4 separate regions of the Mus musculus genome follow, and regions 2, 3 and 4 are each linked to region 1. A link is a loop called in an ENCODE intact Hi-C map of the cell type or tissue named here. Cell type or tissue: gastrocnemius. All regions are shown on one strand. Each heading gives the region's core, and the rest is flanking DNA. Links, peaks and the distances in the headings are about the cores only.

Evidence for each region. Peaks named below come from ENCODE experiments on the same cell type or tissue, not always from the same donor. Only the 100,000 strongest peaks of a DNase experiment are listed, where the experiment ranks them.
Region 2: it touches region 1 in a loop (7-fold over the local background); 33 of 42 quality-filtered maps call a loop at or near these places.
Region 3: a loop joins it to region 1, with 3 times the contacts of the local background. A loop is called at or near these places in 18 of 42 quality-filtered maps.
Region 4: it touches region 1 in a loop (4-fold over the local background); 32 of 42 quality-filtered maps call a loop at or near these places.

Annotation. Positions count from the first base shown.
Region 1 is chrX:96,015,796-96,023,596 of GRCm38, forward strand. No RefSeq gene overlaps it. Among named protein-coding and RNA genes, the nearest start is that of Gm41897, 33 kb to the left of the region's middle. In gastrocnemius, for the core only: a CTCF peak has its summit at 3,950; a DNase peak (open chromatin) is centred at 3,942; H3K27ac peaks cover 355 bases.
Region 2 is chrX:96,174,937-96,182,737 of GRCm38, forward strand. No RefSeq gene overlaps it. Among named protein-coding and RNA genes, the nearest start is that of F630028O10Rik, 61 kb to the right of the region's middle. In gastrocnemius, for the core only: a CTCF peak has its summit at 3,703 (motif pointing left); a DNase peak (open chromatin) is centred at 3,695.
Region 3 is chrX:96,129,400-96,137,200 of GRCm38, forward strand. All of the region lies in intron 1 of Msn (moesin), which reads left to right. Among named protein-coding and RNA genes, the nearest start is that of Gm30427, 28 kb to the left of the region's middle. In gastrocnemius, for the core only: a CTCF peak has its summit at 4,034 (motif pointing left); DNase peaks (open chromatin) are centred at 1,473, 4,060 and 6,037; H3K4me3 peaks cover 262 bases; H3K27ac peaks cover 4,377 bases.
Region 4 is chrX:96,158,488-96,166,288 of GRCm38, forward strand. It overlaps Msn (moesin), which reads left to right. Exons shown (of 13, transcript NM_010833.2): 8 at 1,601-1,764; 9 at 4,880-5,010; 10 at 5,263-5,423; 11 at 6,888-6,980; 12 at 7,438-7,662. Among named protein-coding and RNA genes, the nearest start is that of Gm30427, 57 kb to the left of the region's middle. In gastrocnemius, for the core only: a CTCF peak has its summit at 4,315 (motif pointing left); a DNase peak (open chromatin) is centred at 4,296.

The DNA.
Region 1 (7,801 bases), core at 1,170-6,169:
TGTCTCATGACTTTAATCCCAGCACTCAGGAGGCAAAGGCAGGTGTATCTCTGAGTTCAAGGTTACCCTGGTCTACAGAGTGAGCTCCAGGACAGACAGTACTCCACAGAGAAACTACCTTGAAAAACAAACAAACAACAAACACAAAGGGCATGAGAGATGACACAATTGTAATCCCAAAGCTAGGGAGGTGAAAACAGGTTTCCTGGGGCCTTGTGGCCAACTAGACTAATATAATTGCTGATGCCAGGCCAAATGAAAGACCGTGTCAGAAAACTAAAACAAGAAGAAAAACAAAAACAAAACCCCAAGATGCATGGCACCTCAAAAATAGCACCAGAAAATGACATCTGACTCCCATATGCATGTGTGCATGAACAACTGCACATACACACACATGAACAGATCTGTAGATCTGTAGAACAGATCTGTAGATCTGTAGATCACAAAGCTATAGATAGAGAAAATGAAGTCTAGAAAACGGGTAAGATTTCCCAAGGACACAAAAAGAAGTGAGTGCAGGGATCCCATGGGGGAGCTGGTGGAAGGACTGGAGGAACAGGGGGAGATTTTAACCCCATAGGAAGAACAACATTGGCCTGCTGGACCCCCAGTGCTCCAGAAACTGAACACCAACCAAGGATTGTAAGGGAAGGACCCATGGCTCCAGATACATAGGTAGCAGAGGATGGCCTTGCCTGGTATCAATTGGTCCTGTGGAGGTTTGATGCCCCAGCATAGGGCAATGCTGAAGCAGTGGGGTGGGAGAGGGTGAGTGAGTAGGGGAAGCACCCTCATAGAGGCAAAGGGGAGGGGGGAGAGGGTGGATGTGGGATGGGATGTTTATGGAGGGGTAACCTGGAAGTGGGATATCATTTGAAATGTAAACAAATGGAATGATTGATTAATAAAAAAAGATTATACTCCACAAAAATAAAAGTAAAAAATAAAAAAAGAAGTGGTAGTACCAGTACTAGGGGATATATGACCTAAAAGTAACACTTTATCATTCTTTGTCAACTCAGTAGTCTCAGAGATGGATCAGGAGAATTTATGATCAAATTATACAAAGTGTATTGTTGCAGGGAGCAGCACAATATCAGTGAAAAGAGAGGACAAGACCGTGCTCCAGTGGGTACATGGGCAAAGCATATTGGACTTGGTGGGTTTTCTTAAGGCGAGGGCACAAGGGTGGGAAGGTGGACCTGAGAGGAATAGAAAGATGAGTGTGATGGGGTACATAATCGATAAAAATATTATGTTGAGAAAGGAGTGGGCTAGAATGATACAGAAAATCTTGAAGCTTGAACAAATAAAGGAAAGAGGACCCTTTACATACCACCAATGGGACTGTAAATTAGACCACCCATTATGTAACTCAGTATGAAATTTCCTAAAAAAAAATTTAATAACAGATCCACCACCTGACTCAGGTATCCCATTTTTAGGTGTATAGCTGAGACACTAAAGCAACTCACCATAGTGGTATCTGTACATCCATGTTTACTACAAGACTGTTTACAATAGCTCAACCTAAATGTCCAGGAACAGATAAATAGGTGATATAGACATACAATGGAGTTTTATTCTACCATATAGAAAAATGAAATTAAGTCATTTACAGGAAAATGGATAGGACCTGAGACCATACTCTTAAAGTGAACTAATCAGATGCAAAAGACACTTACTGAATGTTTTCTCGCACTTAGGGGTTCATGAATTTTTGACAGATGCATATAACACACACACTAAACATGAAAGACAGAGGAAGATTAGGAAAAAGGAGAAAAATAATAGGAGATAGGAAAAGGAAGAATGTTTAAGTGAAGGAAATAGGAGGGGAACTTAAAAGAAAACTGTCTCCATGAAACCCAACATTATGTACAAAGAATATGCACCAATAGCAATGGATACAGAAATAGGGCTTCAGTGACCCATTACTCAGACATTTTCTTCCATGCATTTGACTACATTGCCAGATTTATAAACCAAAGAAGAAAAGGAAAAGGAGAGTGTAGAGTTTCATGGCCTGTCTAGTACTTTGTGAAGCACTGTAGGAAGAAAGTAATGCAAGTTTAGTTATTTCTAATCCCCCAACATACGATGCCTTGAAAGACTGAACCTACTGCTGGGCATGGTGGCACACACCTGACATCCCATCTAGGAGTTTAAGGTCAGTCGCAGAAGTATATAGAGATTGAGGTTAGGTCAAGCTACAATAGATCCTGTCTTAAAAAAACAAACAAACAAAAAACAAAACTGGAATTATAGGAGGCCTTAATATAGGAAAGCAAATGGAACACACTTTTAACTTCTCTGTAAACTTTCTAACTCCTCAACATGTTTTTTTTTTGAAAACAGAACCCCAAAATCTCTTGCCCCTAGGTTCATATGTAAGAGGGGTTGGTCTCCATTTACTGGCACTGTTTGTGGTGGGGCATGTTCTTGTTGGAGGAATTATGTTACTCAAGGCTGGCTTTGAGAATTTAAAGACTCATGCCATTTCCAGTTCATTCTTTTTTGCTTCATACCCGTGACTGAACTGTGAGCTCTCAATTCTCAGCTTCTAGCACCAGCTGCCCGGCCTGCCACCTGTTGTCATGCTGCCCCCTTTATTATGGTCTACAAACCCTCTGTAAAACTGTGTGTTGCCAGGCTGGTGAGATGGCTCAGTGGTTAAGAGCACTAACTGCTCTTTCGAAGGTCCTGAGTTCTAATCCTAGCAACCACATGGTGGCTCACAACCGTGTGGGAAGCTACAGTGTACTCATATACAATAAATTAATCTTTTAAAAAACTGTATGTAGCCTTGGTCATAGAGATTATCATAGATCATATCATAGGGTATTTTCTAAAAACTAAGCACTCTCTCTGACATTTCAACCTCCTGTCATGATTAGGTTTAAAATCTCATGCCAAGATCACTGATTTCTTTTTCTAATCATTAGCTGTCCTTCTTCTAGAGGTAACAGGGACATAATGAGTATTATACTTTGGGTAAGTACTACCCAAAAGTTCATGTACTGAAGGGTTAGTCATCAATCCTTGGTTTTATGTGCTAGAGCCTTCAAAAGGTATAACCTAGTGGGAGAGCGTTAAAGCATCAGGATTTTTACCATTTTAAAAATCTCTTTCTGTTTCCTAGAAATTATAATGTGATCAGTTATCATCTACCACATGCTTTTGCCATGACATATTTCCTTGTCATAAGGCCCCAAAGCAGCAGAACATAGTGACTGTGGACTGAAACCTTTAAAATCGTTGTCATCATCATCATCATCAACAACAACAACAACAACAACATGGCTATTCTGGAAATTGTGGCAATCTTTTTGCCCTTGCCCCACATGTGCTACAATTACAGGTATAGTACCGCCACACCTGAATAAATATTTCCTTCTTTAAAATAGATTACAATATTTTTCATAGCAACAGGAAGTCAATGCACTAAAGATAGTGATACATCTTGAGTAGGTACTACCATTTGTTAAGAAGGCTTCCTTGTCAGATGAAAACTGAGGCCATCAGCTACTTTGTTTCCAGACTATCTCATGGTACAATGACACTCTACCCCAGATATTCATCTATAGCCTCCTAAATCTGACTGCTTTGCCTGTGGCAAAACCAAACCAAACCAAACCAAACCAAACAAACAAACAAACAAGCTAGAACAAACAAACAAAACAAACAAACATCCCCTCCTAGTCTTTTTCTCAACAGAGCTCTTCGAGGCTTCCTGTTTCTGGTGGATGGATAGGAAGAATGTCATCCAACACACACTTTTTGAATGGATCCCTATCATTAGGAGCGTCCAGAAGGTTGTGTGACTAAGACCAGACTGTGTCTGACCCTATCTGGTAAAGCTGTCATCTTGGCCATCCTGGCCAACCCTTTTTTTAAAAAAGTAGTTGCCTTGGCTAGGTGTCAGGCCGGGCCTGCATGCTCATCTCAGACCCATAGAGGGCAACCAAGACCAGTTTATGAGAATGTTTCTGGGTGTGGCCTTTCTCTCTCTCTGCTTCCTTTCCAGTGCTTGTAAAATTCTAGAACCACAGGCTGTCAGAATCATAGTATAGGTTAGATAATTTGTATTTACATCTCTTCATAACAGAGATGAAGCACTGGATATAACTCTGTAGTAGAGCATTTGCCTAACATGCTCAAGACCCTGGGTTTCATCTAGAAGAAACTGAGGCCTAAAGAAGGGTTAGAACAGTCTAAACTGAAATAATTATATATTCTCTGTCAACTTGAATTAGAACCCGTATTTCTTGGGTCCTGTTTACGAACTCATATATAAAGTCCAATAAAATGCTTCCTTCCTTCATGATTGTGGCAACTGAGGCGCAGGAAAGAACTTGGCTAAGGTAATAGAGTTGTGGCAGAGCTAGGATAAAATTCAAATCCTCTAAACAACAGCCCAGGATTCTTTCGCACAATGGCAGGATTCAGCGCATTCTCTTTGCTACAGGTGAAAAGGACGCAGAGAGGGGATGATCTTTACCAGCAGCTGCTGAGTACATTAGTGGCTGTTGGCTGCCTTTTACATTTGGGACTGAATGAAAATTGGGTCCCAAACTTTTAGTCTTAGAGAGACCCCCAATAGCTTAGTGCCCCAATGTATCTCAGAATTATATTTCAGAAGTTCTGGTTAGTCATTACTTGTTTTGTCCCCAAGAGCCTGGCATCTGTGGTAAACTGTGTGTGTAGGAGGGGCTGTCCATCTCTGTTCAAGCTCTCCCCTCCACAGGAAAAAAAATTCTCTTAACAAAAACCTCACCTCATTTCTCCCCTGTCAAGGCCTCAGGCTTTGAGAGTGAGAGGATGAGTCACTCTGTGCCCACAGTCGCCTCTGTGGAGAACATAATTGCTAGCTAGGATGTCACCATAGCACCCAGCCATCACATTTGCAGAGCTTGTTTTTGTCAAAGCTCTTTCCTATCTTTATTTTCGCCGCTACTTCCCTAAGCCCCAGGGAGCCAGATGAGGCAGAAGATGTCATTACCTCTTCTTTTACAAAGAAGAAAATGACTTGTGAGGGATGGATAAGGGACACATGACCAAGTCTAGGACAAACCGAGACTAAGTCTCCAGAACCTTAATTTTCCAAGTTTCTGGAGTGTTCTGCATCAATACCCATATCCCCAGAGGAAGTAGCAGCATCCGTCTAGTACCTGGTAGCAGTTACATCTTTCATTTATTAATCAGTAAGCTGTGGCCAGATACTGTGCTAGCCTTTCATTGGAAACAAAAAGCCCAAAACAAACATCTGCTCAAGCCCTGTCCTTCAGTGTTTATGATTTACATGTTGGTCATGTCACTGCCCCACCCAATGGCAATTGTCTTCCTTTGGACAAAGTGATCCAAACAGTGACTTTCCACTGATGGTGCTGAACCACCTTTATGATTTTTCTCAGAGCACTTGATTAGGAGTCAGAAGGACTAACATTCTCCATTCAGTTTTCCATGCTTCACTTTGCAGCAAAGGATACACCTATGGGATGAGTTTCCACATCTGCAGAAGGGTAGGATTTGGGAACAGTGGAAATACCCTTGCTATCCTTGGCTTGGGTTGGTAAGATGACTCAGTAGGCATGAGCGCTTGAAGACATGACTTCAGTGCCCAAACTCAGATACAAGTGTTAGAAGAGAATTGTCTTCACGGAGTTATCTTCTGAATACCACAGCACAATAACAACAATAATGATAATAATAAAGAACACATTAATCGTGTCACTTAGGAGAAGACGACGCTAATCCATGGAATCTTCTTTTTGAATGAAAAGTACAGAAGGCCTTGCTATGGGACCATTTTGTATTATGTTATTTTGTTTTATTTTTCTTTTCATTTTCCTTTGAGAGAGGGTCCCAATATACAGCCCAGGATTGCCTGGAACTTACTATGATATCCAGTCTGGCTTCAACTCTCAATCCTCCTGCCTTGTCCTCTAGAGTTGCAATAGCACACTTGGCTTCTCTAAGTTGCTTTGACCTGCTATTTTGCTTCTTGTCTCTCTATGAGCTGTACTAGAAGGAGAGGGGACTTGAACTTCCTAACCACCTCAAATGAACCGAGAAACTCAGGAATCACCAGAAATGTTTAAAGTGGGAAGCTATTTCATTCAGACTCTGGGTTTGAGGAGGAAGTAACAGAGAATGGGGTGGGGTGAAGGGAAGGTGGCAAAATAGGAGGGGACAGAAATAAAGAGAAGGATGTAATAATGAAAAAACAACAATATAAAAGGAGCTGTATTATAAAACCTTGCACCTTGGAGTTAATGTCATCTAGAATAAAGGTAATCTTTGAAATAAATCAAGGCAGGAGAAGTCTTGAGAGTTGATTATAGTTATGCAGCAATATGGTAGCGCTACCTCGACTCAAATCATGACTAGAATAAAGGGAACTCAAAACAAAATGGCTGGGTTGGGGAAATAGTTCAGAAGCAAAATGCTTGCAAAACATATACAAGGACCTGGGTTTAATTCCCAGCACAATAAAATAAATAAAAGTAGCCTGGGGTTTGTCAGTATGTCTCTGCAGGAAGAATGCCAGTCTGCTCCACAGGAGGCAATGGCATCAGGGAATCAGTCCTCTTCACATCAACTTTCCTTTTGGAGACTAAAACACACAGACTAGACTAGTGATCTTCACTGGAGTAAGTTAGTGTCTGTGCATAATACAGTGTTTAGAGACTCGTGTCAGACTTCACAGACAATGGAATTTGGGCTGTGGGCCTTAACAGACAAAAATATTAAACAAAATTTTAATGGCAAATACATAGTTATCTTTCAAAACTGTTTTTTAAAAGGACTGGGGATGTAGCTCATTGACTAGAGTGCTAGCCATCATGCCTTAATTCCCTTCGTTTGGTTTACAGCAAGACTTAAACTGAGTGCGCTGGTGCATACCTGTAATCCCGGCACTTAAAAGATGGAGGCAAGAGGATCAGAAATTCAAGGTTATCCTCAAATAAGGCCAATCTGAACTGTATGGACTTCTGTCTCAAACAAAACAAAACAGAAAAAGAACAACAACAAAAACAGCCCCAAAACATCTACTTTGGGTAGACTTTTGTTAAGGTGGAGAAGGGAGTTATGTTTTCTCATGGGACTATGTCTTAGTCAGGGTTTCTATTCCTGCACAAACATCATGACCAAGAAGCAGTTGGGGAGGAAAGGGTTTATTCAGCTTACATTTTCACATTGCTGTTCATCACTGAAAGAAGTCAGGACTGGAACTCAAGCAGGTCAGGGAGCAGGAGCTGATGCAGAGGCCATGGAGGGATGTTCTTTACTGACTTGCTTCCCCTGGCTTGCTCAGCTTGCTCTCTTATAGAACCAAGACTACCAGCCCAGAGATGGTCCCACCCACAAGGGGCCTTTCCCCCTTGATCACTAATTGAGAAAATGCCTTACAGTTGTATCTCATGGAGGCATTTCCTCAACTGAAGGTCCTTTCTCTGTGATAACTCCAGCTGTGTCAAGTTGACACAAAACTAGCCGGTACAGACGACTACAGGAAGAAGATAACTGGAAGGTGGACACTGGTAGGGATATCGATAAGGCTCAGTCTGCCTACTGAAAGACAAGGAACATTAAGGAAGGTCATAGGGAGCTGGATATGGTGCTGTACGTCTTTAATCCCACCTAACACTTGGGAGGCAGAGGCTGACAGATCTCTGAGTTCAAGGCCAGCTTGGTTGGAGGGAGGAGGGGAGGAGACATGGGAGGCCCAGATTTTTGTCACCCCATGAATTTCTGATATCTGAGTTGGTTTGTGTTGTGCTAGAAACGGGGAAGA
Region 2 (7,801 bases), core at 1,448-6,447, 160 kb after region 1:
ACTAGAAAAAATTTATTATTTGAAAATTCTATAGCGAAACCTACTATTTTATACTACTTTGAAAGTAAAAGTAAATATGAAATGTTTCATGTTGCAAGAATGCCAGTCTAGCAGCAACTTGATACCATACGGGGAAACAAAGAATACTCATAAATTATGTAACAAACGACAGTACAAATCCATTATTTCTTCTTTTGTTTGTTTGATCACAGGCAGCAGCCTATAAAATTCAGGTGTAGGAAAGGACTTTGTGAAGAAGACTCCATTTGATCAGGGATTAAGGCCAATGGTTGACAAGTGGGAACTCAAAACTAAAAAGTTTCTGTACAGATAGGGAAACAATCTATTGGAGAGGAATCCTACAGAGTGGGAGGAAATCATTGCCAGATATACTGCTGACAGAAGATTAATATCCCGAATATGCAGAGAACTCACAAAACAAAGAATTGAGGAAACAAATAGCCCATTTTTTAAAAAAATGGGCTAGGCATCTAAACAGAGAGTTCTCAATAGAAGAAATAAAAATAAAAATGGTTAAGGACTACATCAAAAGTTGTTCACTATCCTTGGCAATTAGCAAACCGGAGATTAAAACAACTTTGAGATTTCATCTCACTCCAACCAGAATGGCTCAGATTAACTGTTTTTACTCCCTAGCTATTGTGAAGGGCAGAAATGAACATGGTTAAGCAAGTATCTGTGGAGACAGATGACATCCTTTACATATGTTCCAAGGAGTCGTATTGGTGGGTCAAATGGTAAATTCATTTTTATTTTTATTTTGTAGATGTGGTTTAAGGGAGAGAGGATTTCTGTTGGTCAGATTGCAAATTGGTGTGTCAATCTGCATATTAGTGTGGATAATCAGAAAATAAAAGTAAAAATGAATTCACCATTTGACCCACCAATACGACTCCTTGGAACATATGTAAAGGATGTCATCTGTCTCCACAGATACTTGCTTAACCATTTTCATTTCTGCCCTTCACAATAGCTAGGGAGTAAAAACAGTCTAAATGTCCTTCAAAAGATAAATGGTTAGTGGAGGTGTGGTACATACACACAATGGAATACTATTCTGGGAAGAAACGTGAAATCATGAAATGTGCATGTAAATGGATGGACTTAGAAAATAATATGCTGAGTGAGATAACACAGATCCAGAAAGACAAATGCTGCATGTTCTCTCTCATCTCTGGTTCTCATCCTCAAATCTCCAGATGCGAGTATAGTACATGGGATGACCAAAGAAAGCTGGAAGTATGAGGGGACCATACACGGGGAAGGGTTGGGAGGAGAATAGCAGGATACAGGTGATATGAGGTAGGAAATGGAAAAACCCTGAGGAGTATTCTAATTGGGTACCAGGGAGAGAGGTCCATACAGATGGAAGAGCAAGAAGGGGGAAATATCAGCAAAGTTGCTTGATAAAGCCTCAAGGAATCTTTTTAAAAATATTTGTGTAAAATCATACACAAAACATTTATGCATACACACAAGTTATGCAGCTAGGGCCGACAATGCTCGCCATAAGAACCATAGACTAATAAGAACCCCAGAATAATGCACAAGCAATCTCTTTTAGAATAGTTGGTTAAGCAGTCCAAGAGACACCCCAAAGAATACAGACTGACTTGGCTGGCTATCAGAGCCTGAAGGTAAACTATTGTTGAAGACGCTGCACATTTAGGACACTGGATTCAGATGATTGGAGTTGGATAAAACCTGAAAGCCTCCTTCTTGCAGTCTAGCTTTAGTAGTTTCAGAAAAAAATATGTGTAAACTGCCAAGGGAGGGAAGCTGTGACAGCTATGAAGCACAACCATGATCAGCATGGCAAAGTAGACAGACAGATACAGTAAGTGGTGCTCACATGGTGGTTCCAGCTAGTACTAGAAACCTAGTACTATTTACCATCCTGGAACTAGAAACCTAGCCATCTTTCTGGTCATAGACATTACAAGAGAATCTATTACTATCACTTTGCTAGATTAGCATAGTTCCTAAGTACATTCTAAATCTCATGCTTACAAAATCAGTGTAGCTACCACCCCTCATCAAAGAAGTTTCTCTTCACAGACAATGGAGACCATCACAGAAAACTGCAAATGGACACAATGCAGAGAGATCAGCAGATAATGGAAATTGCAGCCTCAGTGTGTACATCTACATTATAGTTTGTGCATATATGGTTCATGGAACTTCACGGAAGAAAGGTCAGAAAGATTGTAAAAGTCAGAATACCAGGAAATCCACCACAAAATGGTCTCTCATAGAAATGACTGTATCAAAAAGATCTGAACGTTGGCATATTAATCGATATGCTAACACTGAAGGGGGGCTATCTTATGGTGGGTCCCACCTCTGAACAAGGAGCTACAGGCAACTGCTGATTGCTAAGAATGTGTTAGCCCTTCTCAGAAATGAGCCCCGTGCCTAGCAAACACGGAAGTGGATGCTCACAGTCAGCTAATGGATGGATCACAGGGCTCCCAACGGAGGAGCTAGAGAAAGTACCCAAGGAGCTAAAGGGATCTGCAACCCTATAGGTGGAACAACAATATGAACTAACCAGTACCCTGGAGCTCTTGACTCTAGCTGCATATGTATCAAAAGATGGCCTAGTCGGCCATCACTGGAAAGAGAGGCCCATTGGACTTGCAAACTTTATATGCCCCAGTACAGGGGAACGCCAGGGCCAAAAAGGGGGAGTGGGTGGGTAGGGGATTGTGGGGGGGAGGGTATGGGGGACTTTTGGGATAGCATTGGAAATGTAAATGAGGAAAATACCTAAAAAAAAAAAGAAATGAGTCCCGTAATTGGTTGTCCAAAATAAGTGAACAGATTTGAAACCATATACACACAAACAAAAGTGGACCCAGCAGGTTTTATTTATACATTTGTGTACATGTGTGCATGTGTGCGCACGTACACACAAACACACACACACACACACACACACACACACACAGAGAGAGAGAGAGAGAGAGAGAGAGAGAGAGAGACAGAGACAGAGACAGAGACAGAGACAGAGACAGAGACAGAGAAAGAGGGAGGAGAGGGGGAGGGAGAGGGGAAGGAGAGGGAGTGAGAGAGGGGCTAGAGATATGACAGTAGTTAGAACATGGAAGGAGTTGGCAGGAGGGGGCTTGGGAAAGGCTGGGAGGAGGAAAGGAATGGGGAAAAGTGGAGTAAATAAAAGTAAATGCAAGAGAAAACAATTCTAAATTTATCTGACAAACAAGAAAAATATGTAAGATTTTATAGGCTACTGTACAAAATAAAACATTACACAAGTTTGCAAGTTTAAAAACTTAGGTGTACTAATGAAAACTACATAGGTGTAACGGTGATGAGAAAATAAAATATATTGATAAAATAGGTACAGAGCAAAATGTATAAATACATATTGCTATACTGTGTGCATCTATTCTCCACAAACCATTTATCTAGGTAATTTGCATAATTTGACAGACAACATAAGTATTTTGATGAGATTGATGTAAACAGAATTTGCTTAAAGTATATATATCTCTGGAAATATGCTTTCACAAGTCTACATGGACAAACTGGAAATATGTACATCAGCTACTATTCTCATTACTGCATTCAAATGTCTTACAAGAAGCAACTTAGAGGAGAGAGGATATTAGGATCATAGAATCTCGATGGAGGGGATGTGGGGGCTTGGGCTCCATCTAGTGGTCATGGACTGTAGAGTGATTTGCTACATCTCAACCTACCATGAATCAGAGATTACAGTTCAGAGTGGAGCCAGCTTTAATCCTCTATTCCTGTACCTGTATCCCTGTATCTGCAAGCTGGATCCCATGACCAAAGGATTCACCACATTCCCCAGCATCATTGTCCTCTAAAGTTCAAAGATATGGACCTACAGGGGACATTTTATGTTCAGTCCACCATATAGGGGAAACCACCACACAGACACTCAGTTTATCCTTTTCTCTCATAAATTTGGTGTCTCATATTTTTGTTGAAAGTATGCATGATACGAGATCTTTGCTGGATTTTATTAGACCTAGGATAGTGGTTTTGGTCATACCCAAATTATTTTCTAGGGTCTCTCTCTCTCTCTCTCTCTCTCTCTCTCTCTCTCTCTCTCTGTGTGTGTGTGTGTGTGTGTGTGATGTAAGATTACCTGGATGACTTCTTTTGTTTGTTTGGGTCAGAAGTACTCCTGAGAAGAACATCAGATTATCTTGTGGGTAAAATCAGCCTTTGTTTTTTTTAAATAGTATTTAATTTATGTTAATTTATTTTTATTTTATGTAAGTTGGTGTTATACCTGCATGTATGTCTGAATGGGGGAGTCAGATCCCCTGGAATAGGAGTTTCAGAGAGTTATGAGCTGCCATGTGGGTGCTGGGAATTGAACTTGGGTCCTCTGGAAGAGCAGCTAGTGCTCTTAACTGCTGAGTCATCTCTCCAGACCTCAGCTTGTTTTTTTATTCTATAGTAATTGATGGGAAATACCACCGAAAGCTGGGGTATGTGGTTGCCTTAGATTTTGTTTCTGCTCTAACTCAGTAAAGTCTACCTTCGCCATCACGATAAATTTCTATGTTCCTATATCTGTGAGATGTGTTGACAAAAGCAAACATAACAGGCTTGAAGTTGGGCCCTGCTTCCTCCAGGCCAGGATACATAGCTCCCATTATGATTTTGACAATTATGTTGTCAAAGAGCTGGTTCATATGAGGAAAGATTTTTTCTGAGAAGAGTATGAATATTCTTAAAGATATTCCTTGATTACATTTATCATTCATAGTAAGCTTAAAGCACATTCATAATTACTCTAGAATTATTCTGAGTAAATATGCAATCTATTGCTACTATATTTTCAAAGAGATAAACAAAAATAATGACTGCATTAGTAGTTAAAGACTGTAATCATGTTGTATGGGTATATATTTTACTTGAAAGGCTAAAAATACCCCACATAGATAATAAATAGAAATTACTTTGGCGTACTTGGGGAAATTTTGTATTGCTATGACTAATGCCCCAACAAAGAAAAATTACATGAATGGCTTAAATTATAGCCATTCTTTAAAAAAATAATATCCTTGTTAAAATGGAAAATACAAAAGGTAAGAAATAATTTTAGCCCAGGGAAGGATGTAGGGCAATCTAGCCTTATTAGTGGGAAAGAATTATGTATTCAGTCCAAACCAGTTACTGAATAACAAGGCAAACAGCACAAATTGACAATTTGTTCAAGATATGGCTGTCAGGAGATAGCATGATATACTCATAGGTGTTGTGAGATTTGGGGCAATGGGAGTTATAGGTAACCATGATTATTTTTTTTAGTCCTTCCTACCACCTTTTTGTGGATTTTAGAATTTCTATTATGCAAAAGACCTAGAAACAGGAAATCTAGTTACAATGGTTGTGAGCAGGTGGCTTGTCAGGAGGCTACATTTGCATACACAATTATACTCTTTGACTTAAAATTTGTACTTTGCTAGGGCAGCTTGAGGAAAGGCAGATGGACACTGTAGGTGAATAGAGTTTGATCTTGGAACATGGCTCCTAGCCTAGGAGAAACTACTTGAAACATGAACTGTTTATTGAATCCCACAGCAGGGTTGATTGAGAACACTTAGTATTTCATCCTCCACTCTACTCTCTGCATACTGCTTAACCAAGAAAGAGGTTTCTTTAATATATGACTAAGTACAAAATGTCTAATACTCTCAAGGTATACTTCAGATTTAAAATAAATATGACAAAAAGAAATGGGTAGTGGATAATGAAGAAACACATAACTGGTCAAAGTGGTGAAAGTGACTGTGAGAGTCCAGCCATAGTTGAAACATCTACATGATACTTCTTCCACCTAAGGGAACATTATGAAAGAAGGAGTCAAAAGAATGTAAGTAACATCTGGAGGACAAGGAAGAAAGTTCTGAAATGTTGTTCTCTGAATGCAACATGGCTGTACGTACATTGCACCTCTGTGGTTTCCTGTAGAAGACTTGCACTAGATCAAGCCAATAAGAACTCCAGCATTGATAGGAGGGTGGGCTTCTGAAGTGCCACTTCTAGCTGAGGAGCTATTGTCAGTTGATTGCAGTTGGGAAAGGGATTGCTACTTTTATTTTAGAATATGGCTGATAGTAGGTTGGCCACGCTTCATGGACAGCTCCACATCTGTGTGCAAATGGCCAGCACTCATCAGATTCATTGGGTTATTTATTGGATTCACTGGGTTATTTTTAAAGGAGGATATGGAAGTGGGAGGGAGATGTGTTGGAGTAGGGAAGAGTTTGGAAGGGAAGGTGAGAATAGATTATGATCAAAACATCATATATCAGGATGTACTGTATGATGGAAAAATAAATATTAAAAAAGAGAAAAATGCATCATACATATGGGTGAAATGTTCAAAGGACAAATAAAATATTTGTCAAAAAATATGTAGCAGGGCCAATGAAATGGTTCAGTGTGTAAACATGCCTGTTGTAAAGTCCAGTGAACTGCATTTGATCCCCGCAGTTCACATGGTGGAAATCTACTCCTCCATGTTGTCCTCTGACACCCACATCTACATGTCCATCCACACACACCTGTAACCCCTACATCAACACCACAACATACATAGCTGTTGAAGATGTTTGCATTTGAATTCATCATGAATGATTTTGTGTGTGTGTGTGTGAGAGAGAGAGAGAGAGAGAGAGAGAGAGAGAGAGAGAGAGGGAGGCTACTTAGTGGGTGTATTGGTATTAGCAAGAGGGAAAGAAGTGGCTGTGCTGATAATGGGGATTGGAAATCCCTAGTTTGCTCTCCTAGGTTCCATTCTTCCTCACTGCGGAAAAAGAAAACAACATCCACACATTCAAGCCTGTTTTTCTTTCAGATTGAATGTATTCCTTCTTTTCATTCAGCTACCATGCTATATATAACCATTACTCACCTTACCCTTGCGCATTACCTGCTATTTTACAAGAAGCAAGTCATACGTAATATTTCTTTACTGTCTCTTAAGAATTATCCTCATTTACAGATGAGAAGTTAAGGCACAGGGAAGTAAGGTATCCTATCCAATATAAAAACTCATCAGTGATTATGTTGACATTTTAGCCACCTTCTAGCTGGGTATGCTTTCTCACATGTCATTGGTTTAAAGTAAACTGTATATAATCATGCCAACAAGAAAATGTAGATCACTGTGTCAGAGGTTATTCTTTAATATAAGGGTTTGTAATGCAGCCTTGAATGAACTATGTAGCTCAGGGTCACCTCAAACTCATGATCCACTTTGCCCCAGTTTTCTGAGTTTATAGGATTATAGGCATATACCAGTACATGCACCTAGGGACTCTTTCATGTTAACTAATTTAAAATTTACAACAATTCCAGATGGCAGAAAGCAGTGTTGTTCCCATTACAAGATAAGGAAAACAAACTGGTAAATAGATTGCTTAAACTAACACAGCTTCAAAATCGCAAGAACGGAGATATGAAATCAGGGACCCCTGGAGACTGTTTTTTTTTGGGGGGGGGGAGGGTTGCAGGGCGGTGTTTGAGCAAGCATTTCTCTGTGTAGTGTTGGTTGTTCTGGAACTTGCTCTATAGACTAGGCTGGCCTCAAACTCAAGCATCTTCCAATCTCTGTCTCGAGAATGCTGTGATAAAAGGCATGTGCAACCACACCTGGCTTAAAGACTTGGTCTTAAACTGCTATTCAATATTATATTTTGTGGTCCATCTCAGTTTCCTGAAAATTCTGAACTAGGTGTCTGGAGTGCAAACAACTGGTTTCCAGAGCACA
Region 3 (7,801 bases), core at 1,175-6,174, 110 kb after region 1:
TTTTCTCCAGGCCTATGTGATTAACTTTATGCAGCCAAGAGTTGAGCTGAGCTGCAAGATGAGGTGTGGGTACGAGCAGGTTGTCTGAGAGTTAGGAACAACCTGTTTAGGCACGGGAAGCTGGAATTCCTCTTAGAAGCCCAGTGAGGCTCCTGTTGCACTGAAGAATGGTGCGTTCAGTCAGGCATCACTGAAGGTTGACATCTGACTTCTGACTTCTGACCTTGGATCAGCTGGGAGGACCTCCCTAAACATGGAATGTTCAGCCACATTCTTCACTATATTTATAGGCTAGGAAGGGAAAACAGAGGGGAGCCAGGGAACGAGCTGATTAGCGAGAAGTGAAGACATTAGCAGTGAGTAGGGCTGTGGCACTCCTTCACAACTCTAAATTTGTTTGGTTGCTGCTCTTACAGATTGGAAGTCATTTTCTTTTCCTAAGTTGGGTAATGCCACTCTAGGCCCATTAACTCACTGCTGTCATAGCAGAAATGCCAGTGTTGGTATTTAGGATTACTGTATGAGACTTGTGTGACACTTTTGAAAACACAATTTTCCTGTGTTTTTGTATCTTCTGGTTCACTGATCAAGGAAGGACACTGGCATTGTCCTTCCACTGGCATTGTCTTACAATCTTGAAATGTAAAAGAAGTTGGCCTTTTACCCCATAAAATAAATTTATTTATTTATTTATTTATTTATTTATTCTGGAAGCAATGTGATCTGTCATCCTCTGTCTTTAGGTATGTATCCTTCACTGTATCAGGTGATCTCAAGATTATCTAGTCACTCTTCCTGTCCGTCCCTCTGTGAAACTCGGAGATTTACTTCAGATTATTTAGCCTGTTGAGGCAGAGAACTCTGGCTCCCTCTCCAGTCAATCAGATCCTCCTCCACCGAGGGGAAGTGTGGTAATGACATTATCTTTCCCTAGGCAGCCACGTGTTCTCTGAGAACAGGATGTGGGGAGGGCTGGGGCCCAGTCACAGGGTGTAGGGGATGGCCCTGGAAAGTGGGCTGGCATGTAGCCACGAAGGTTGATGTGGGCTTCCTTGGCTTTGAGATACTTTGAGATTCATTAAAAGCCCCTATACTCATTCACAAATGTTCACTCATGTGTATACCTTACTCCTACCTATGACATGGCTGCATTCTTAACCCAAGAAAAATATACTGGTGAAACACCTGTGTATATGAGGTCCTGATGTTTGGCCTGCAGTTCAGTGGATCGGCCAGGTCTGCTAACTGTACTAGCCCATTCCTAATTGTTCCTGTCAGGCTAGCAAGGTGAGGTTGAATAGCTTAGCCCTAGTAGACATTGGGGATGCCTCCCTGCTCTTTCTCATGGCCCTAGTTCATTTCCGACCCTCAGATGGCTCCTTAGTACATTGGGGGTGATTTGCATGTTTAGTTTCTTTTTAGGCCTCATCTTCCCCCTGCCCCCACAGCTTCTGCTTGGTATGTCTGGAGATGTACTGCTGAGGGTGGGGAAAAGAGGATGTAGCTAGCTTCCTGTTCAAAGGAGGGTGGGGCTGCCGCCTTCCTGCTTGTCTGCCCGCCCCCCTCCCCCAGCTGTCAGTCACCCGGCACTTAACTGCCTAAAGGGTTCAGCTCGGAATGACCCGAGGCTGAAGGAATATGCAGGCATATTAAAAAGGGGATTTACTCACTTTAGCTCCTCTTTTCAATGAGGATAGATGGACCCTCTGAAAACACCTTCGGAAGCCAGCTAGTTTGACCCCCGTATTTCAGGCCGAGAGACAAAGGGTCCAGAGAATACTATAAGGAATTTATGGCAGAGCTAAGATGAGTAGAATTCTAGGAGACCAGACTGGAACTCTCCATTTCCCCATGTTATTCTAGAGGGTTTCAAACTGGCCAAGCTGTCTGGTGAGCTATAGCACCCTATGTGAGAGCTTATGGCTAGAGGCCACTAGATTACTTGGATAAAGTTAAATGATAACTGTCAAAATAACTTGTAACTAAAAGAAATTGCGAAGAGCAAATAATAGTCAGTGTACTGGTAGCTTTGAAAACCCATACTGTAGTTTTACCTCTGAATTTGCATTAGATGCTTTTTTGTCCTCCTGAGAAATGTATGTAGCCCAAACTAGTCTTGAACAGTCTGCTGTAGTATGGTGCTGGGATATTACAATTGTCTCCATAAAGCCTAACTAAGCAAATTGCTTTTCCCTCAGTGACCCTCCCATTTCTTCTTTCATGAAGAGTTGCATCTCTGCTTTACTTTTGATGTTTGTTCTTTGTCCCTTAGTTCTCAGAGAATCCAAGAAGGGGAGGTTGGTGTTTAAGGTCTGCTCATTGCCAGAAAATTCCCCTGAGAATGAGTAAGTGTGGAATGCTTATGAGGCAGAGAACTCAGGAAGACTCTTGACAGAGGCCTTAAATTAGAGCATTTTGATCAATATGTTTTGGCTGCTGAGTTATCTGTACCTCCCACTGTCTGGTTCTTAACTAGATGGAAAGATGGTTGAATACTCTGGACAATAGCTCAAAGGTTTGGCACAATTTTCTGTTTAGGCTTTCAAAATCTCCTCCTCCTGCCTGTAGCACCTGTTCTGTCACATCTTATCTTCAAGGTCCCTGAATGAAGATTTCCGAGCCAGAAAACATCTTGGACATCTAGGTTACTGATCCTGTGCTCTGATGTCACCAGCATCTGTGCCAGAGTATGTTTCTTTAAGCTCAGGTAGTGAGTATCTCAGGGTATTTGTTGAAATACAGATTCCCAAGCCTCTTCTCTGGAGAATATATTATAGTAATCTTGCGTTGGCAACTAGGAATCTGGGTTGTTGACTAATGTCAGAAATGGTGTTTGCAATCAGTTAAGGGCACCATCTCATCAGTACCAAACAACATGTTTGCTACACTGGCATTGCTATGCTCACTTTATTAAGGGCTTTTGGCTCATTGTTGGTAGAGCTAGATCTTGTATTGATGTTTTTAGGATATTATTCCATGCTCTCCCTGCTATTGAGATACTACTTTAGTTTATGGGTATAGGTAGTGGTGCTTCTTGGTAGGGAAGAATAGGCATTATTGTCATCATACTTTATAAACAAGGATACTAGAAAATAGAGGGATGTAGTGGCTATAGAAAGACTATGGCATCCTTGATCTCTGTGGTGGATGTGGGTTATATGTTTAATCTTGGAGAGCTTTTCCTAAACCACTTGCTCAATGTCTTCTAGTTAACCTGTGCTTTCTGTGTTTCCCTCAATCAGATAGTTTCCAAGCCATTTTATCATCATGAGGTTTACAAACTCGGAAGGGCCTTGAAAAGTAGTTCTTACTTTCTGATGGCCAGTCCCCTTCTGACCCAAGAAGCCAGAATCTGTGTGGATCGGCAAGGGACTCTTCTAAAAATTTACCTCAGGTGATAGATTGTATTGAGTCATTTTGAGGCCTATTGTATGATCTTTGTGATACCAGCTGTGAGAATTTGGGAGTCTTGGTAAGTTTTACTGAGTGGTAAGGGTTAGTAATAAAAGACTGCAGGAAAAAATAGTCAGGCAGAGTTCAGAACAAGGAAGGAAGACATGACAGCCTTTGAAGAGAATAAAACACTGTAACTGCTCTGCTGTGTTCACTCATCCTTTATGATTCTGTTTTTTTTTTTTTTTTGAGGAAAATTTCTCATCTCTCCTAAGAGAGAGAACATTTAAAAATGCTGTGCCAGGCTTTGTGGTGCATGTATGTAATTCCAGCATCAGGGGTGTGAAGGGCAGGAAAATTAGGAGTTAAAGATCATCTTTAACTACTATTAAACAACTACTTTCATACCGAAGTAGATAGAAGTCAACCTTAGCCTAGCCCTGGGGTTGAAAGCAGTTCTTTTTGATGAGGCCTGTAAGCCTTCTCCTGGCCCCTGAATAGTTTACTGATCCTGGCTTTAGCAGTTTTAACACCCAGACCTCAGCTGGTGCCTGGATCAACTGCATTGTTCTTCAGAGACAGACATGACATCGAAGGTTGATGTGTTGTGCTCCTAAGCAGGGGGAATAGAGCCCTCTTCTGGTGCCCTGGGCAGAGCCTGCGTCTTCAGGCTGCCAAAAATGCTCTGTCTCCAGTCTACAAATAACTTCCTGTGGAACTTGCTGGCAGGAGCCTGGGTCAAGCAGGAAGCTGACTGGAGAGAGTGAAGCCCAGCTGGGTGTGGCTCCAAATAACAGTTTCTCACATTTGGATGCTTATTTTATTAATGATGGGCTTACTTCCTTTTCATTTCAGCACCTTCAAAGTTTTATGGGAATTGTTATTCTTGGCTACCTAGGTATGGACCCATTCCTTTTATTCTTTATGTCTTTGCTTCCATGTTGTTATGAAATATTGTGTCTCCCTAGAATGGGTGGTAGTGGTTATCTCAGCATGAAAGTTAGATCTATGCCCTGTTGAAAACTAGACTTCCAAATAGTGTCACTTTTGTGTTTTTAATTGAAACCTACTGGTACAGCCAGCCTCCTTCACATAGTATCTCCAGATTCAAAGTAGCATGTATAAAGGGTCTACTAACTACTTCTACTATCTAGGGTGGCATGAGGGCATAGTAAATGTGCTATGGAATCAAGAGCTAGTTTTTAAAAACTAGATATTATTTGTGGTGTTGGAGCACTGAGCCACTCTCATAGCCCAAGCGCCCAGGTTTTAATCCCTGTTCTCAAACTTCCTAGTAGCTGTGTGACCCTGGGACAGTGCCTCTCTTTCTCATCCCTCAGTTTTCCTATCTGTGAACTGGTGAATTTGAGTCAAATGCTCACTGAGGTCCTTTCAGGTTTAAGGGTTTGGGAATTCACACTGCTTATCGTTTCTGGATAACCATATTAAGGACATCGTGGGGCAACCTATGTGCCTGAAGGAAGATCCGACCTGGGGTTGGGCATTGTTTGTTTCTAGGGTATGTTTTGACTGATAAGCTGCTTTTGACAGTGAGACCATAATTAATTCAACACACACACACACACAAACACGAGTAGTTTCTTGCTGATAAGGTGGCTGTATCCTCATTGCTGAGAAGGTTCAGTACCTCAAACATGGTAACTGAAAGAGTAGCACTCAAGTCTCTAGTGTACTCTGTCAGTTGAAATGCTTCTTGGAATTTTTAGAGGGCAGGGCTGAGCCAAAACAAATGAAAGAGACTCTTGTCTCCTGTGTCTTTTCGAGCAGCTGGAGTGGCTGGAGAACTAATGTTGAGTCATGAAGGTATGGGTGTGGGTCAGGATTGCTGCGGTTTTCTTCTGTAGAAAGTACAGAGAACAGACACAGACATAGGAAAAGTGAAGCCCAGGCAGGTCTGGAAAGGTCTGGAAATAGAGGTCAAAAGGGAGGGAAGGGGATAATCATGCCAGGTGCTGTTTCCAAATCATTAAGGACAAAGACGAATGAGTTGTGGGAAAGTTGATGTGTGTGTATATATGTTGGGGGCAAGAGGCCGGGTGAAGGGGTTCTCCACCTCCGGGGATAGAAGATCAAGGCAGTGCTTGCTTTCTTCTTAGGGAAAAGAAGTGCTTGAGGCTTCTCTGTTCCCCTAAGAATCAAGATAGTCCAGGCCCTGCCGCAGGAAATGCTGGCTGAAGGTTATTTGAGTGACTCTGGTGATTACTCTCTGCCTGAGGAAGAGATTGGAGTTCTGGGGTTGCTCTAGTAAGGCCTGTACTTCCTCTTGCTCCTCTGCTCCAATTATAACTGTCTTCCTCCCATTATCAGCCCCCTGGAAAGCTCAGAAAGAAAGGCCACTCCCTCAGAATTCAGAAATGGCAGGTAGTCAGTAAGGTTGTTGAGGTCAGACCCAACTGGGCTTCCACAGGTTCTGCCCCAGGGAGACAAGGGAATCCTATCCAAGCAGTGTTTCCCAGATGTACCCAGGCTTCCCATGCTACAGTGTGTGGGCTTTGGCAAAATAGTTACCAAGACAGTGTCTGAAGAGAGCAGTGAAATTACCATGACTAGAGAGGTGGGTGGAGTTATGGAAGGAGCTCCAAGAATGTCCAGAAGACCCGCCTCCACCAACTGCTAGCAGAGGAAATTTGGCTTAAGTGACTGAGCTGAGGCTGTGGGTGACTCGGCTGGCACCGAGTTGGCATACAATAAGTGTTCTGTCACCTGTGCCTATGTACTTGAGTGTTTTCACTTATGAACTGACAAAAGTTATGTTCAGTTGTTCCAGCAAGTTACTTGTGATTATTTCTTCTCCCCATCCCCCCCCCCAGACAAAAAGATTTTATTGTTAAGAACACATAACAGGTGGGGGTGAGTTATGGCTAGACTACTTTGCTGTGGAGTACTCCTGCTTACCTGGGTGATCCTGGCTCTAAGGAAAGGGAGGGCCTCTTTGAAGCCACTGGGTCATAGACTAAAGCACTCCAGCTACTGCTGCCAAGTCCGAGTCAGCATCTGGCCTGGTTATGTTTCAGGCTATCCAACTTGAGGTGTAAGAGTGATCCCAGTTGAAGCCTTTGGATGGTGGACCACCAAGAAGAGTTAATTGTCAGAGAGGTTTCCTGTGGGAAGTATCTATGTATGTTCAGTAAGCATCAGTGGCCAGTGTACGTGCGAGGATGACACGCTCTTGAAATGCATGCCCATCATTTTTGTTGTCATGTTCCTTAAAGCCTTCTGTTCTACATAGATATAGTCTTTGACCTCAGTCTATGTCTGCATACTCAGGCCCAGCTTAGGCAAGGATTTAGCTGTGTAAACAATTCTCTCTGCTGCAAATTATGCTTCAAATTGCTAGTTTACTCAGATCAGCTCCTTTATGCCCTGCCAGGGAAAGTTATGCTGAATTTGGAAGCTTCAATTTCAGGGTTTAAAAAGAAATTTCTGTGTGTACTTATGTGTGCACTTACCATAGTATACAGAGGTCAGAGGACATCTTATGGTAGTTGGTTCTTTCCTCTCAACATTCAGATTTAGGGCTTGCGCTCAGGTTGTAAGGCTTAGTGGTGGGTTCTCTCTGGACACCTTTTTTTCAACCTTTCCAAACAGGACTTCGTTCTCCTTTCTCCCCATCTCTGTCTCTGTTTCTCTCTGTCTCTCTGTCTCTCTGTCTCTCTGCCCCTCCCTCCCTCCCTCCCTCCCTCCCTCCCTCCCTCCCTCCCTCCCCCCCTCCCCCCTCCCTCCTTCCCTCCCTTCCTCCAATGAAAGAGTGAGGTCAATTTCAAAAGGAGGAAAGTGGTACCTAGTAGGGTAAATGTCCAGAGGGCCTCATGTGACATGGGTCTGGGCTATAGCTTGTTTTGTGTAATTTGCACCCCAGATTATCAAAGAACAAGCCAACCTTTAATCAGTACTAACTCCTACCATTCCCATCAATTTTTAGGCTCCATTTATTTTACTCAAATCCCCTTGTTTTGTTTTGTTTTTTCTATTTTGAGTCCCTTTCCCAAAATCAATCCTGTCCTTAGAGGTCTATGGAAAAAGCACCTTAATATGATTCTTAATTTGCACAAAAGTTTTTTTTTTTCTGTTCTGCTTTTCAGGGACTTCCCTGTGTATTACCATTACAGTTCTTTGGTAATTCAGTAATTGCCTCAAGGTCAGAATAATTCTACAGTTCTCCTACACTCATTATTCTTTAAACAATGTGCTCCATCTGTATTAGGTGAATTGAAATACATTTCTAGAAAGTTCCTTAACCAGACATTTTTCTATCCATGAATAGCATTTGAAACAGGAAAGACCTATGAATGTGGATATAGTTGGCTTTCAACCAGCTGTGGGTTGAAAATATTTGGGGGAAAATTGCATCTATACTGAACATGTGCAGACTTTATCTTATTATTCC
Region 4 (7,801 bases), core at 1,591-6,590, 140 kb after region 1:
CCGCCTGCCTCTGCCTCCCAAGTGCTGGGATTAAAGGTGTGTGCACCACTGCCTCTGGCCTTAATTTAAAGTGACCTTTCTGCCTTTGGCCTCTGAGTGCTGGGATGACGTGCATGTACTTCTAGATCCTCTAAATTTTGTCTTTTTATTATTATATTTAGTTTATTAATTTATATAGTTTGTGACAATAATAATTAAAGAAGAGATAATGAATTTTGGGGAAAACACAAGGAAGTTGGAGTGATGTATTAGTGTTCACGTAGTAGTTCTGAATAAAATAAATAAAAGGCCAGCAGAAATGAAAGGCTTTTAAACAAATAATAATCAAGATAATTGAAGTTTAAGAAATTTAGATATTTGTGTACTTAATAGCCTGTTTCCCCATAACTAGAGCTCACTTAGCAGAGATTACAGAGATGGTTTAGAATCCTGTGGTGGACCTGTTGATGAGAATATCAATTATCTTATAGAAGAGGCCCTTTGAGATTCAGTAGTTAGATCTCTAGGTAGAGAGATATGACATTGTATGTTCCCATAAGAGTTAATCCAGTTGGGTCAGTCAGTCACCTGGCTAAGGGAGCGCTGGTCAGAAACGTGTAAGTTCCTTACCGCTGCCTTCTGAGAATAAGTAAGTAGGAGAAATAAGTATCTCTCTAATGAGGTGGTGTACTTTTTCTTCCCAAAGTTTCTCCTCCATAGTTTAGGCCCTATGAGCTGCCATGGGGTTCTGTTGGATCTGCTCATCTTATTGTATCCTGACATAGGAAAACAACCTTTCCTTTCCTTCTCTTCTGCAGTTTTGTTGTGATTTCGGACTAGATCCTATAAATACTTTCTATGGGGCTTTTGGCTTTTTCATACTTTCTGTAACAATCTCCCGGCCATGCAGTTACTTTCCCACCATGTGGCTAACTTCTATACTGACTTAATGCAAAGGTCCTGGCCTCTTAAGCTCCAATCTGTGAATCAGTAATGAACTTATTTTGAAAACTAAAACAAAATACTATTGCAGAAAAAGACACTTCCAAGAAAGTGTTTTAGGGTGTTTTTTCTTTAGATTTATTTTTCCGTTTTCTGTATTTATTTATTTTTTTGTGTGTAGAGGGAGTATAAAGTGTACAAGTGGAGGTCAGAGGACAACTTGCTAGATAGAGGTCTTTTCCTTTCACTGTGTTGTTTTTGGGGATCAAACTCTTATTATTAAGCCTGAGAGCTTAACTTTCTGAGCCATCTTGCTGGCCCCAGGGTGTTTTTCGTGAGCAGAGTTGGAGAAAAACTGTGGTTTGGAGGTAAGAGGACTGGTGTCAAAGAAAAGAATCATGGGTTCTACTCTTAAGTCTACCACTACTCTGATACCTGACTCTGCAAAAAATATTTCCCTTACTCTGGTAATTAATACTCCCAACTGGAATACAAATGGGTTAAACTATATCATCTTTCCAATACTTTTGAACTTAGCTTTATAGAAAGCTTTCCTCAAAATTTTATTTTTAAAGTTTATTATTATTATTATTATTGGTACGTGTGGGCATGCATGTGCCTGCTCAAGGGCACATGTCAGCCATCCTGCTAGCCCTAAAACCTTTGGTTTTCCCTTCAGGACTTTGTGTTCTATGCTCCCCGGCTTCGGATTAACAAGCGGATCTTGGCCCTGTGCATGGGAAATCATGAGCTGTACATGCGTCGGCGCAAGCCTGACACCATTGAGGTGCAGCAGATGAAGGCCCAGGCTCGGGAAGAGAAGCACCAGAAGCAGATGGAGCGGTAGGTGCTATATAGAGTGCTGGAATTAGGACGAGTGCAGTGGTAAGGAAGCTTTGGAAGGTTCCTGGCTTGCTTAGGGAGTGGAATCATCCCAGGACAAGGGACTTGTGAATTGGAAGGGAGGACACCCCAGATATTCAGTCTCAGCACAGAAACAGGCATCAGAAATCTTGGATTTCAGAGGTTGTAAGAGGGAGGAGCCTTTCATAGTTTCCTGTTGTCAATGACTCTCGTGCCATTACTGTGCCAGGTACATTATGGGTTGCTATTGGTTAACTGGCAAGTAGTATGGTAGTAGCTGAAGAGTCTGTACACAGTTGTACTTGGGTTGAGCAGAAACAAGCAGAGCCCTCAGAATTTCCCCTACAATGCCCTTAGTGTATTCAGTGTAATCTGAAGGTTAGGAGCAAGAGAAGTAGGAACTGAGATTCCAGTCTCTGACTTTCTGATCAGTATCTTAGGATTGTAGGTTATTATTTATCCAAAGAAGATAGACAAACAGTCAATAACATAAAAATATCCTTAATCATTACAGAAATGCAAATGAAAACCGTAATCAATTACCATTTTATGCTTATTAGTGCGGATATAAGAAATAAAATTGAAATATAAGTACTGGTGATGTTCTGAAAAATTAGGAATTCATGCATATTACTGGTGGGAGTATAAAGTGGTAGAAGCTAGTTCCTCAAAAAGATAAAATATAGAATTACTATATAATCTTGTAATCCCATTCCTAGGTAAAGTAACCCTCAAAAGAAAAGAAAAATGGATGTGCAAACTTGTATGTACACACGTGTTCACAATACCACTATATAGACACTTAAATGGTAGAAAATAATCTAGTTAGTACCAAGAGATAAATATATAAGTTCTAATTATACACAATAGAATGTATCTTCTAATAAGTATTTTGGTTTTAATTGTGTGCTTGTGAATGCACGTGCCTGAATGAGCACATTCCTGGAGTACAGGTGTATGTAGAGAGGCCAGAAGAGCTCATCAAATACCCTGAAGCTGGGATTAAAGGTGGTTGTGAGCTACTGCATGCAGGGCCTTGCAACCAAACTTTGATCATCTTCAAGACCAGCAATTGCTTTTAAACACTAATCTATCTCTCTATCCCATAGAATATATATTAATCTAGTTTATGTTGTTATAATAAATGACCTAACACACTGAGTACTTCAAAAATAAAGAGGGTGTTTTTACTCATGTTTTTTTGGATGCTGAGAAATCCAAGATAGGATGGCCAGATCTGTCAAGAGCCCCATATTGCGTTGTAATACAGTGGGCATGAGGATTCAGAAGAGATGGTAAAGTTAATTGTGACCACCTCTTCTCAGAAGAAGAAAAACCATCTTGTGAAACTTAACTCCTCCTGAGCATCCTTTTTGAAAGTGACTACCCGAATCATCTTCCACTCATGCCCATCTAATAAAAGTTTCACTGCCTTTCAGTGCCTTTACACTAAGGACAGGGTCTCTAAAACACGAACTTATGTAGGAGACAAACCATAGCAGAATAGTTTTTATCCATCTGTGCTGCAATGTGATATACTCTAAACATTATGCTTAGTGAAAAAAGTGTGAAGTATGACAAGTTATATATTATATATTCTATTTATATAATATAATCCCCAAATGAAGTACACACATACACACACACACACACACACACACACACACACACACACACACACACCAGTGTGTATTGGTGGCTTCTAGGTTCTGGAAGAAGTGAAATGTGGAGAAATGACTTCATATATGATGATTTAGAAGGTAAGAATAGCTTAGCTTGCTGGCACAAAGTTGTTACAAGTTCAAGGCCACCCAAGCTTAAATAGTGAGACCCTGTCTTAATGTAAATAAAAACAAAATGATCATATATTTCTTTGAACATTGAAACTGGTTCTAATGCATATATGCACACACATACACACATACACACAAATGCATGCGTGCATTCACACATACATACAACACATATGTAACTAACATTGATTTTACCCCCAAGCAGTAGAATTTAGACTCAAAACCCTGTGAATATGAGGCAAGTACTCTATAACTGAGCTATTTTGACAGCCCAGTGTTCTCATTTATTAAGAAAAATATTATCAAGATTTTGGGAGTAGTTTAGTGAACTAGGCCAAACCCTGTTAAACCTCACAGTAGAGTAACAACAAGAGTGAGGGATGTGCATACATATATATATGCTCAGAGCATCTTTCTCATACAGTCTGAGCAGTGAACAATTTCTCTTCTTGTGAAGTTGATATTCTAGTGGGAGAAGACAGATAAAGTAAACAAATTATTTAGCATATGCAATTGTGAAAAGTGTTGAGGAAAAGTGCGTGCCAAGCATTCTGAAAGGTCTCAGAGTAAAACATCTTGCTGCGGTGTAAGACTGCCTCCTAGAGGGTGGAGAGATGGCTCAACAGTTAGGACCACTTAGTGCTCTTGCTGAGAACCCAGGTTTGATTCCCTGAACCCACATGGCAGTTTTCAACCATCTGTAACTCCACTTCCACATCTATAACTCTGGCACCTTCTTCTGGATGCCATGGGTACTGCATGCATGTTATACACTTATATATGCATGGGAAACACACACACACACACACACACAAATAAAATAAAATAAAAATTAGTAAAGTCTTTAAAACAAAAAGATTGCTTCCTTGAATAGATAGTGAGGCCAGAAAAAGTAAATACTTATTCTAGATCTGCAATAAAATCTGAGAGGAGGGAACCCAGAGCTATGGTTGAAGGCAGACAAGGTTAGCCCTAGCCAATATTTGGAGCACAAAACCAAAACTTGCCTTTCTGTGAAGCTATAAGACAGTGTGCAAAGTTAGTAAATCATGTTACATATGGAAGGTGGAGAAGGAGAGCAAAGCCATCTAGTTGGTTGCTTGCCTTACCAGCATTCCCTTTTAAGCCTTGTGCGTTCAAGGTAAATGTACTGAGCATGGAAGCCTATGTGGAACTATGGTGTGATGACTCGGTTATATGAGAGTGTGGGGAGGCTGAGGCCTGAGAGACTTATTCCCTGGAACCCCTCAAGATTGCACGCAGCCTTGCTATCCTGTTTCACCCCTCCTTTTCTTCTCTAGTGCTCTCCTGGAAAATGAGAAGAAGAAGCGTGAGCTGGCTGAGAAAGAGAAGGAGAAGATTGAGCGGGAGAAGGAAGAGCTGATGGAGAAGCTGAAGCAGATTGAGGAGCAGACTAAGAAGGCTCAGCAAGGTGAGGCTTGTGTTCACTGTGCAAGTTGAGGCTCTTCAGATCCTCACCTAAGGTGGACATTCTTTTTCCCCCCGGAGCTGCAGAACAACACTACATAGTCTAGGTGTGGTACAGAATAATAATATAAAAAATATCAAGAAAAATCCTTAGAACCCTCACCTACTGCACCATGAAGTGGAAAATTCCCAGGAAGCAGGTTACTGTGCCATCTTCATCTCTGAGCCCTTCATCAGTTTCCTGTTTTTCTACCAGAGCTGGAAGAGCAGACCCGCAGGGCCCTAGAACTTGAGCAGGAACGGAAGCGTGCCCAGAGTGAGGCCGAAAAGCTAGCCAAGGAGCGTCAAGAAGCTGAAGAAGCCAAAGAGGCCCTGCTGCAGGCTTCTCGGGACCAGAAGAAGACCCAGGAACAGCTGGTAAAGTTGAATCCTGGGCTGGGTTGTGTGCATGCATTTTTCTTGCTTGACCCCTATACCCTGCTTACTGGTTTATAAATCCCTTTGCCTGCATACCTGTGTCTTTCTAGTTTGTATCCCAAAGATAATAGTACATTCAAAAGCAAGCTGCGGCATCACTGGTATGGCCCACACTCTTTCATAGGCCTTGGCTTTCATTTAATTTTTTTACATATAGATCTCAACCTGTAACCCAAGAAAGGAAAAGAGAAAGTACCTACTGGTGTTTCTTTAGCATCATTTCTTCTTCCCTTCCCTTCCCTTCCCTTCCCTTCCCTTCCCTTCCCTTCCCTTCCCTTCCCTTCCCTTCCCTTCCCTTCCCTCCCCTCCCCTCCCCTCCCCTCCCCTCCCCTCCACTTTCCTCCTCTCCCCTTCTTTCTTTCTTTCTTTCTTTCTTTCTTTCTTTCTTTCTTTCTTTCTTTCTTTCTTTCTTTCTTTCTTTCTTTCTTTCTTCCTTTCTCTCTCTCTCTCTCTCTCTCTCTCTCTCTCTCTCTCTCTTTCTTTCTTTCTTTCTTTGCCTTATGGAATTAAATCCCATACAGAATAATGTGACCAAATAAGCAAATTGGCAATCATGGAGGCCTAGAGACTGGTCAAAGGTCACAGCTATGTTTGATGAAGGTCTACAAACATTTCTGTCTCCATTGGAAAGATTCCCTCCCTGAAATCATGTGTTAAGCTAGGGATCTGTGACTTGAAAGTTAAGAATCAATGGCTTAAAATAGTCCCTTCCCTTGTAGTACTGGTGTGCTGGTATCTCTCAGGAAGAAGATGTCATGAGAAATTTGCCTGAGGGATAAGGGTGTGCAGAAACTTTTCCATATTGTAGAGGTTTTCTATGATATTAGTATTTATTAATTCTGGTAGCAGTCTTGGTGGAAGCCTAGGATAACAGTGAAGGGTTTGCTACTTCAAGCAGTGGCTTCCAAGCTTTGCTGAGGCCCCGCTGCATGCATATTTGGCAACATTAAAAGGGGAAGAAGGAAAGAAGAGAGACAGAGGGGCTGGAGAGATGTCTCAGCAGTTAAGAGCGCTGACTGCTCTTCCAGAGGTCCCGAGTTCAAATCCCAGCAACCACATGATGGTTCACAACCATCTGTAATGAGATCTGATGCTCTCTACTGGTATGTCTGAAGACAGTGACTGTGTACTCAAATAAATAAAATAAATAAATCTTAGGAGAGAGAGAGGGAGAGAGAGAGGGGGGGGGAGAGAACCAATTGTCTGCCAGGAGGCCTGTAGTATAGGAGGGGATCTCTGACCTATGAAGGAGTAAAGGGTGGAGTAATTTGGTTAAAAGTCACTAGGTCAGCAAGAAATGGAGCAGCCGGTTTCCTACCAGTTTATCAGAGGAACTGGGGTTACAGGCATCTGGACCCAGAAAACCCAAAGGTCAAGCTCTCAAGGCTTCTAATATGCCTGTAGGCTTCAGAAATGGCAGAGCTGACGGCACGGATCTCCCAGTTGGAAATGGCTCGAAAGAAGAAGGAAAGTGAGGCTGTGGAATGGCAGCAAAAGGTAAGATACAGAATCCAGGCCAAAGCACTGTGGGAGATACTATGCTATATGTGTATATTCTAGTTTCTTACATTTCTTAGATTTAGACTCCCCATTTTTTGATGCAAACCATTTTTTATTAGATATTTTCTTTATTTACATTTCAGATGTTATCCCCTTTCCTCATTTCCCCTTTAAAAACCCCCTATCCCCTTCCCGCACCCCCTGCTCACCAACCCACCCACTCCCGCTTCCTGATCCTGGCAGTCCTGGGGCATAGAGCCTTCACAGGACCAAGGACCTCTCCTCCCATTGATGACTGACTAGGCCATCCTCTGCTACATATGCATCTAGAGCCATGTCCTAACTATTCGTCCTAACTGGCATCTACCTCTTACTAGACGTGTCTTTCAAGGTATGATTGGGTTGCCACAAGATACCTGATCTGACTGCCAGTCCTCTTTCTGTCACTGAACAGGCCCAGATGGTACAGGAAGACTTGGAGAAGACTCGTGCTGAGCTGAAGACTGCCATGAGTACACCTCATGTGGCAGAGCCTGCTGAGAATGAACATGATGAGCAGGATGAGAATGGAGCAGAGGCCAGTGCCGAGCTGCGGGCTGATGCTATGGCCAAGGACCGCAGTGAGGAGGAACGTACCACTGAGGCAGAGAAGAATGAGCGTGTGCAGAAGCATCTGAAGGTAAGCAGGCAGGGCCAACAACAGTCAGGGAGACTGTGAGTCACTAGCCTATTACTCTCCACTCGTACAATCAGAAAATTTATAGCTAGCCAAACTACTTACTACTTCAATATTTGGAATGTTATTCTGATCTACTCTC